Regions from separate parts of the Homo sapiens genome. Here all the other regions are linked to region 1. The links are chromatin loops, found by intact Hi-C in ENCODE. Cell type or tissue: heart right ventricle. All regions are shown on one strand.

The links. Hi-C counts contacts between places; a loop is a spot of excess contacts. Peaks named below come from ENCODE experiments on the same cell type or tissue, not always from the same donor. Only the 100,000 strongest peaks of a DNase experiment are listed, where the experiment ranks them.
Region 2: a loop joins it to region 1, with 10 times the contacts of the local background. A loop is called at or near these places in 76 of 110 quality-filtered maps.
Region 3: it touches region 1 in a loop (2.5-fold over the local background); 4 of 110 quality-filtered maps call a loop at or near these places.

The regions. Positions count from the first base shown.
Region 1 is chr2:206,980,621-206,983,120 of GRCh38, reverse strand. No RefSeq gene overlaps it. Among named protein-coding and RNA genes, the nearest start is that of CPO, 42 kb to the right of the region's middle. RefSeq lists a silencer at 1,134-1,283. In heart right ventricle, a CTCF peak has its summit at 1,211 (motif pointing left); a DNase peak (open chromatin) is centred at 1,200; H3K27ac peaks cover 518 bases.
Region 2 is chr2:206,799,724-206,802,223 of GRCh38, reverse strand. No RefSeq gene overlaps it. Among named protein-coding and RNA genes, the nearest start is that of MIR3130-1, 18 kb to the right of the region's middle. In heart right ventricle, CTCF peaks have their summits at 1,327 and 1,533 (motif pointing left); a DNase peak (open chromatin) is centred at 1,513.
Region 3 is chr2:207,130,869-207,133,368 of GRCh38, reverse strand. All of the region lies in intron 1 of KLF7 (KLF transcription factor 7), which reads left to right. Among named protein-coding and RNA genes, the nearest start is that of MIR2355, 22 kb to the right of the region's middle. In heart right ventricle, a CTCF peak has its summit at 1,159; no DNase peak of the experiment used is centred here; H3K27ac peaks cover 2,500 bases.

The DNA of each region.
Region 1 (2,500 bases):
AATAAAGAGAGTTTTGCAGAAGAAGGGATTTGCGGAGAATATAGAACAAAGTTCCAGTGCAAGAGGGTTGAGGAAATCAGAAAGCAACTAGTTTTCTAAATTAAAGGGAAACCACATACAGACTCTGGATGAATTCAAAGGCATTTAAAGGCTGGGCTTTTTTTCTTTAAGTATCATTTTCATTTGCACAGATTTCCCAAGCAATCCACCTGGCTGACTTTACTCTTCTCTCATCCATATGGAGGTCTCTGGCTAAGTCCAAGGAGCTATAAACAAAAAAATACAAATAAGAACTGTGTAAACAGGAAGTCAGGCTCCCAAGCGAGAAATGTGTCTAGTAAACGATGTGACAACACTAAGGAGTCATTGTAGCACTCCTTGCTCTGATCTTATCCAGCTCTTTCATTTCTGTAAATGTGCCTGCGTAAACCAGCACCCCAGCCAACAGCCTATTGCAGGGGAAAGACACCTGCCTAGCCTCCCTCTTATTCCTCCATCACTTAGTCTGTCCCGAGATGTCATTGTCAGGCATTGGAAATTACAGAGTCAATCTGCCCTGCCTGTGATGGACTCCGTGTGAATACATCTCTTATGTGTGTTTCACACGCACGATCTGGTCAACACCCAGTGTTCTTTTTTCTCCTCCCTCCTCCCATCACCATCATCCACACGTGGCCATTCACCTCACAGTCTGGTATCTGGGGCCAACCTTACCTCTCAGGGGAGAGACTGATTTGATTTGCTCTTCACCCTGAACAAGGAGACCTTTCATTTAAAAAGGGAAGATGCTTTATTTCCCTGTGAATTAGAATAATGAAATATTTCTTGTAAACCTGGGAATTAAAATGGAGACAATATGAGTCCTTCAGTTTCTTTTATTGGTCTTCAGAGGTGAACGTGGGAGCAGTTGTAAATATGCATCAGGGTATCTCCTGGTCTGATGGTATTGAAACTCCATTCACAGCAATGCTAAGTGTCGCTGCCGGATTTGTCTCCAAGAGCTCCCTCCCATTTCTTCCCACCCTCTACCTCGCTTCCAGCTCCCTACCCTGGTTACAGTGACTTTGAAACTAGTAAGAAGCATTTTGAGGTGACACTCGAGTAGCTGTGTGGTCTGGAATGCATTATAATGTTATGTCTCAATTACAATATTCTTTGGTTGATACACAAGGCAGGCACAGCCAAGATCCAGCCTTAGGGCGCACTGCCACCTCCTGGAAAACCCTCTGTGTGCGGCGCCTGCTATCATCCTTCCTCCAATGCCACCAACCAGAAAACAAGCACTTGTTCATGGCCTTCTGTCTTTAGAATCCAAGATCTGGGCACACCTAGCCATCTTCTCCTGTCCCTTCAAATTGGAATGTACTAATTCCTGAAGGAAGTGAAAATGTGTTGCATTGTCTTTTCTTTTTTTCTTTTTTTTGGAGACAGAGCCTCGCTCTGTCGCCCAGACTGGAGTACAGTGGCATGATCTCGGCTTATTACAACCTCCACCTCCTGGGTTCAAGCGATTCTACTGCTTCAGCCTCCCGAGTAGCTGAGATTACAGGCATGAGCCACCACACCTGGCTCACCTGGCTCATCTTTTATATTTTTGGTAGAGAAAGGGTTTCACCATGTTGGCCAGGCCGGTCTCCAATCCTGACCTCAAGTGATCTGCCCGCCTCAGCCTCCCAAAGAGCTGGGATTACAGGCATGAGCCACCGCACCCGGCTGCATTGTCATCTTAATTACAAACAAGTAACTAGGTTGGGGAAGCCACTGGTGCAGAGATCCGTGATCATTACTCTCACCTTCTGCTCCTGAGGCTGGTAACAGACGCTGCTTACTGTAAATGAGTGCCTGGCACCAGTAGGATCCTGCCCTCGGGATCTCTGGAAGAAGTGCCAACATTATTTACATCATTATGCCTAGCGTTCCATTATTGCAACGCTAACCATGTGGAAGTTATTTATATCCCACTGCTCAAGGTCATTGCCAAGGTCTGATGGCAAAAATTCAAAAAATTGCAACCTCAGGCATAAATGGGTTAAGGACTGGACCAAGGACTTGGAGCAGAAGTCACATGCACAGGCAGAGTGTTGGAGTGGAGGAAGCCCTGAGTTCTTCGGCCCTATTGCTATGTGGTGATTGTTTGAGATTCCACCTTACCAGCATGTTGAGATGTCTAATGAGATATTTTCAGAAAACACCAAAGACACAGAAAAGCACCTATAGGTTTCCATTTAGACTCACAGCAAATGAAGACCAGCACACACAACTGTGTCTTCGAAGCAACCCTGCTGACTAGAGGAGGCTAGCTGTCAGGTTTTGGCTAGAAAAGCAAAAATACATCTGGGGAGATATCAGTCCCATCATCATGAAAAATAATGGGATAACATTTCTCTATCAACAGCTTTCCTTTAAAATAACAAAAATATGATTATCAGGCAAATAAGAACATATTCTCATTAATTGAATTGATTGATTTCAGTTAATTACCTGAATTGCTTAAATTCAA
Region 2 (2,500 bases), 180 kb after region 1:
GATGAAATATTTTTAAAGCACCACATCTAGTAAGGCAGCAGAGAATTAGAAACGGATTTTATTTCTTGTTCTTCAATATAGTAATTGGTGACCTTGAGAAATGCCATTTAACCTTTTCATGTCTCAATTTTCTCATCTATAAATAGATATAATCATCACAAAGACCCGCTGTGAGCAATAGATGAGATAATCTTGAGAGCTCTAAAGCTCTACATATAACAGAAAGGCATTATTGGGATTAGGGCAGAGGATCTGCAGCTCTGCTGTTGCCTTGAACAATTTCCATGATTCTGTGACTCACTTTTACTACCTGCAAAATAGACACCGGAAGGCGTCTCTCCAGTTTTCCTTAGAAGGCAGAGTCTGTATAAGAGAAAAAAGCTGATTTCAGGGTCCAGCAGATTTAATTAGCTGCACAACCATGGGCCAACTCTCGAGTGTTAGAGAGGATAATGATGACTACCTCACAGGGTTGTGAGAATCAAATGTCTTAAAGGAGAACAGTGCTTAGTAAATAGCTAACAGTGCTCAGCCTGTACAATTGTTAGAATCAATATTGGGTTTCCACTGAAAATTACCATGGGGTTACCTTGCCGTTTACTGCCTAGGTCCAGTCATTTCTGAATAAGATTAGTTGCTATGGTTACCTTCCCAAAACACCACAGTTGAAAACGTGTTGGAGATGGGAATCGATGGTAGGAGGCTTTAGCGGAGGACACAAAGCAACTTCAGCCACTGAGACATTTTAATACATGTAAACTCCTTCCCTTGGAAACCTAAGTCACATTTTGCCAAAATGGAAATGAACTCAGGAAGTGGACTTTCAGAAGTTCTGCATTTGGCCAGCCTCCTTCCCCCATCACCAGGCCCTCAAGGACAGGTGCGTTCTGGCCCTGAACCAGCTCCAGAGCATCTCAGTTTCTTACCCCAGGATCTGGCAGTTGGAAAGATGTTGGTTGCCAGGCAGAATTCATCAGATTCACTTCCCAGATGCTATCGCTTCTGATGCCGAAAGAAAAATAGGTTGCCCAGCAATTGAGGTTGGAAAGGACAGGTGTAGCTGAGAAATGCACAGTGTTGCACAGAAAACAATAATGGGTTATTTTTGTTAAAATTCATTAGCATGCATATTTGTATATTCCAGGGGTCCTCACATCCCGCAAACATACTTAGTCTCTGGAGGGGCTAGCACTAACATCCCCGGTTAAAGTGTCCCCCACAGGAGTGTTATAAATGGTATTTGATCTGTCAGAATCAGTCACAGCTCCAACAGCTCTCAGCAAATGAATACAAGTTGGTCTGACCCTGCTTCCTGTTTCCAACTAAAGCAAACCGAAGACCTGAAGAGGCCTCACAGGCAAGAGTATTTTGCACCCGCTCCTAGTGAAAAGACTCTTTTCTGCCTGGTCTTTTTTCCCAGACATCCCAAGGAGCTGTCCTGCTCTTATTTGAAATTCAAACCAGAAGGAAGTCACCTCCGCAAATGCCAAGTGTCCAGCCTCCACTTCCATGATGATTCAGCACCACCTAGGGGCCATTGTCATTCATTTCTTGCCAGGCTCATTTCTTGCCATATTCATTTATTGCCACAATAGAATTCCTTTTTAAGTATTGCAGCTGCACCCGCCACCGCCCCCTCGCCACTGCCATCCACATAAGAAAAGTACAGAAGCTTCTCTACACACATTTTTCAAGACTCGGTTCCAGATCTACTTCAGCTGGAAACTCTGGTCCACTAGCTTAGCACACAAGGATCACTGCTGAGGAGTGTGGTTCACATTTACAATACACCACGGGGACTTCGCTTTATTATTATAAGAACTGCTATAAGCATCTACTACATGACAAGGCATATATAGTTATTTCTAATGTATACAATAGTCCTTCAAATTGGGTAGTAATCCATTTTACAGATGAAGAAACTAAGGCTCTGAGAAGTTAAGCAATTTATCCAGATCCCAAACCAGGGTTGACTTACTCTTTTCACTGTAAAACGCTGTCTCTCTAATCTTACTGTGCGTAGAGCCAACATGGCAGTGAGGGTGCTCATTTTAATGATTCTAAAGCAGAACATTCAAATAAATCTTGTCCTTCAAAGAAGTCACTTTGAAGCCTATTCTGTCATGCCAATAGCTAATGCTCATAACAATTGAGTCTCTGCTATAGGAACTGCCTTCAGAGCTATTTGTGAGCTGCACGACCTAATCTCATTACCTTAAAGTATGTTATATGTTTGAAAAAAATATGGTAGATACCATTGGAGGACTGAAGGATGTGCCATCCCAAAATTTGTATGTTGATTATTTCTAATGGAAAACAATGGAGAAATTCTAGTTTCAGAAAGGAAGAGCTGATCTATATCTTCCTGTATGGAGCAAGGGATAAAGAATCCTCTGGGACGGATACTCTTCGAAGGCCCTGAGATTTATCCATACCAGGATGAGAAAATAGCCCTTATCACCAGAGACTTGGAGGCTGCAAGGAACCCGAATAAACAAAC
Region 3 (2,500 bases), 150 kb before region 1:
ATCTCACTTTCAGTGCAGATCCAGCCCTTTGCACTTCCCAGTAGTATGGGTAGGATTATTTTTATTGACTCTTTAAGATGTGAATTTCATTTTGTCCGTGGAAGTGTAATGACCAAAGCAGGGCCATCTAATGGAACTTGCTTTCAATCTGTATGTAACAAGTGGGATTTCCACCAGTGAGTGCCAACCTGAATAGGGGCCTGGTTGGGAGATGAGGGCATAGGAGATGAGGGGATAGCATACAGGAGCATCTTCTAGGCCCCAGCTCTGCATAAGCAGTGTTGTCTCTTGACTATTCAGAAGCTGTAATTTAGTTATAGTCCAGTGGCCAAGTAATAGTGAGCAATTCTTCTTAAGGGCTCTCTGCAACTGTGGGTAGAGGCCAGGCCAACAGACTCCCAGTCAGTATGTCCTGCAGAGTAACATCTGGAAAAACAACTCTAAACCAAGTTAGAGAAGCCTCTCTGTGCATGGGCCATCATGTCCCTAATGGTCGCATTGAATTTTGAGGATCACAGACATAATGAATGAGGAAAATGCATTTCCAAGTTGTTGGAAGTGTAGGGGAACCCAGTGCCTTCCTTCAAGCGGTGTGAGGCCTGGGCCATAGCTACCAGCTCTGCCCAGGTTATGTGACTTTAAAGCTCACTTTGATGGTTAATTTAGATTTGAGTTGTTTTGGGAATTTCTTTTATGCACTGCAACTAAGGAATCCTTGGAAGATGAAAGGGGTATTTGAGGCTGCTTTGCATCATGTGCCTGGGGAAAGTAATTTCAAAGACATCACCCTCTCCCCAGGCCTTTAATCTTGTCTCCTTTCTCCCCCTCCAACATCCTCACCACCCACCTCCCCAAGGAAACATATGCAAACAAATATTTTCTTTGTTTGTTGAAAATAGGAGAAGAGAAACATGGAAGAGGTTTTGATAGAAATTTTTCAGCTTTCATGTTTGTTTAGATTTAAATTAGTTTTCACAGCATTGTCTCTCAAAATTTACAAATTACCAGAGGGAAATATATAACTTGGTTTCAGCTCTAGCAACCAGTAGATGTGAGAAACAGTGGAAAGCAATGCAGTCTTAACATTTGTTGTAGTCCCCTGGTTATTTCATGGAGTTCAGCAATCCTGACAGTAATGTGTAATGCTATTGTACCTCTGGGGTGTGCTATTGTTGTGGGTTTTCTTTTAACCTAATAGCTTAAAAAAAATGCAGTAAGATTTTCACTCATACTGTCTACTTGATTATCCACATTTTCTAGATGAAATTCTTTCTCTCCTAATATTTCCTGGTCATGAAAGGCAAGAAAAAGTGAACATATGCTTAATATCTTGTTAGGAATCACTCTCTAGGTCTCCCAAGGTGGATGCTTGCACTGGTTCATGCATCCTTTCTGCCACGAGGTAGATTCAGTGTTACCGTCTTCTTCCTCAAGCCTATTTATAATGTTGAAACCCAGGAAGGCAGGCAACAAGGTTCAGATGCTTGGCATCTGAGATTGTCTCATGGACTTCCTGAGTTTATTAAGCATAGTACATCTTTTTCCTCCTCCTCCAACTCCTGTCAAAAATGTACCAGATCTCCCTGGCCATGCTTCCCACATCTTTTCCTGTCTTTCAATTCTGACTTAATTTTGAAAGCCTAGGAATGTGTCAGAATCATTACATCATATTATTCTTTGAAGAGAAAGAGAGTCACAAAGTTCCCATCAGTATCAGTCTTTGCAATCCAGATTTTCAAGTTGGTTTCTGGAGTCAGAGAATCTGCCTTTTTTGCTAAAAAGTGATATGTAAACACGTCTAGTAAGTTAGAAAAGAATGAGTATTTTAGAGGGTGGCTTGAAGAAAGAAGGCCACACATTTCCCTCCTAACAGTAGCTTGTTTTGTGTCACTCTGAATTTCCATTCTGGGATGTTTGAAGATTTCAAAGCACAAAAAAGCTAATTAAACTTTGGGACCCTCCCAGGAGAAAGGCAAGGGGTTTGTTTCTCTCTTTCTTTACTTGAAACTCTTTGGGGACTGTGACACCATGGTTAATAGCATGTGACAAAAACCACACAATAAATGTCAGAAAGGGCTCCCATGGGCAGCCAAGTGCAGTTTACCTGCTTGTGCAATTACTTAGGTGAACATTCTTTCTGGGAACCAAAGTCTGTCCCTTCCTCGCCAGAAGCATCATCCTTCTCACCACCATCATCATCATCCTTCAGATCCAGATCTGATCTCAGAGGAAGCATGACTTTGCAAGTTTCCACATGGTGGAAAGCTGCACTTTCCCATGCTTTTATATCTACATTCTGTCCCCAATTTGTTTAATCTCTTTGTACTTTTAACTCTTGGCCCTTTTAGGCGAGATAGGTGGAATGACTGAGATTAAGGGCAGCTGGCTAAAGGACCACAAATGACTGAAAATTGATTAGAAACATTGAGTGTAGTTGGTGGCCTTTTATTTCGTTGACTCTGTACCAGAAAAAGTCATTAGAAAATTGCAATTTCTTTAT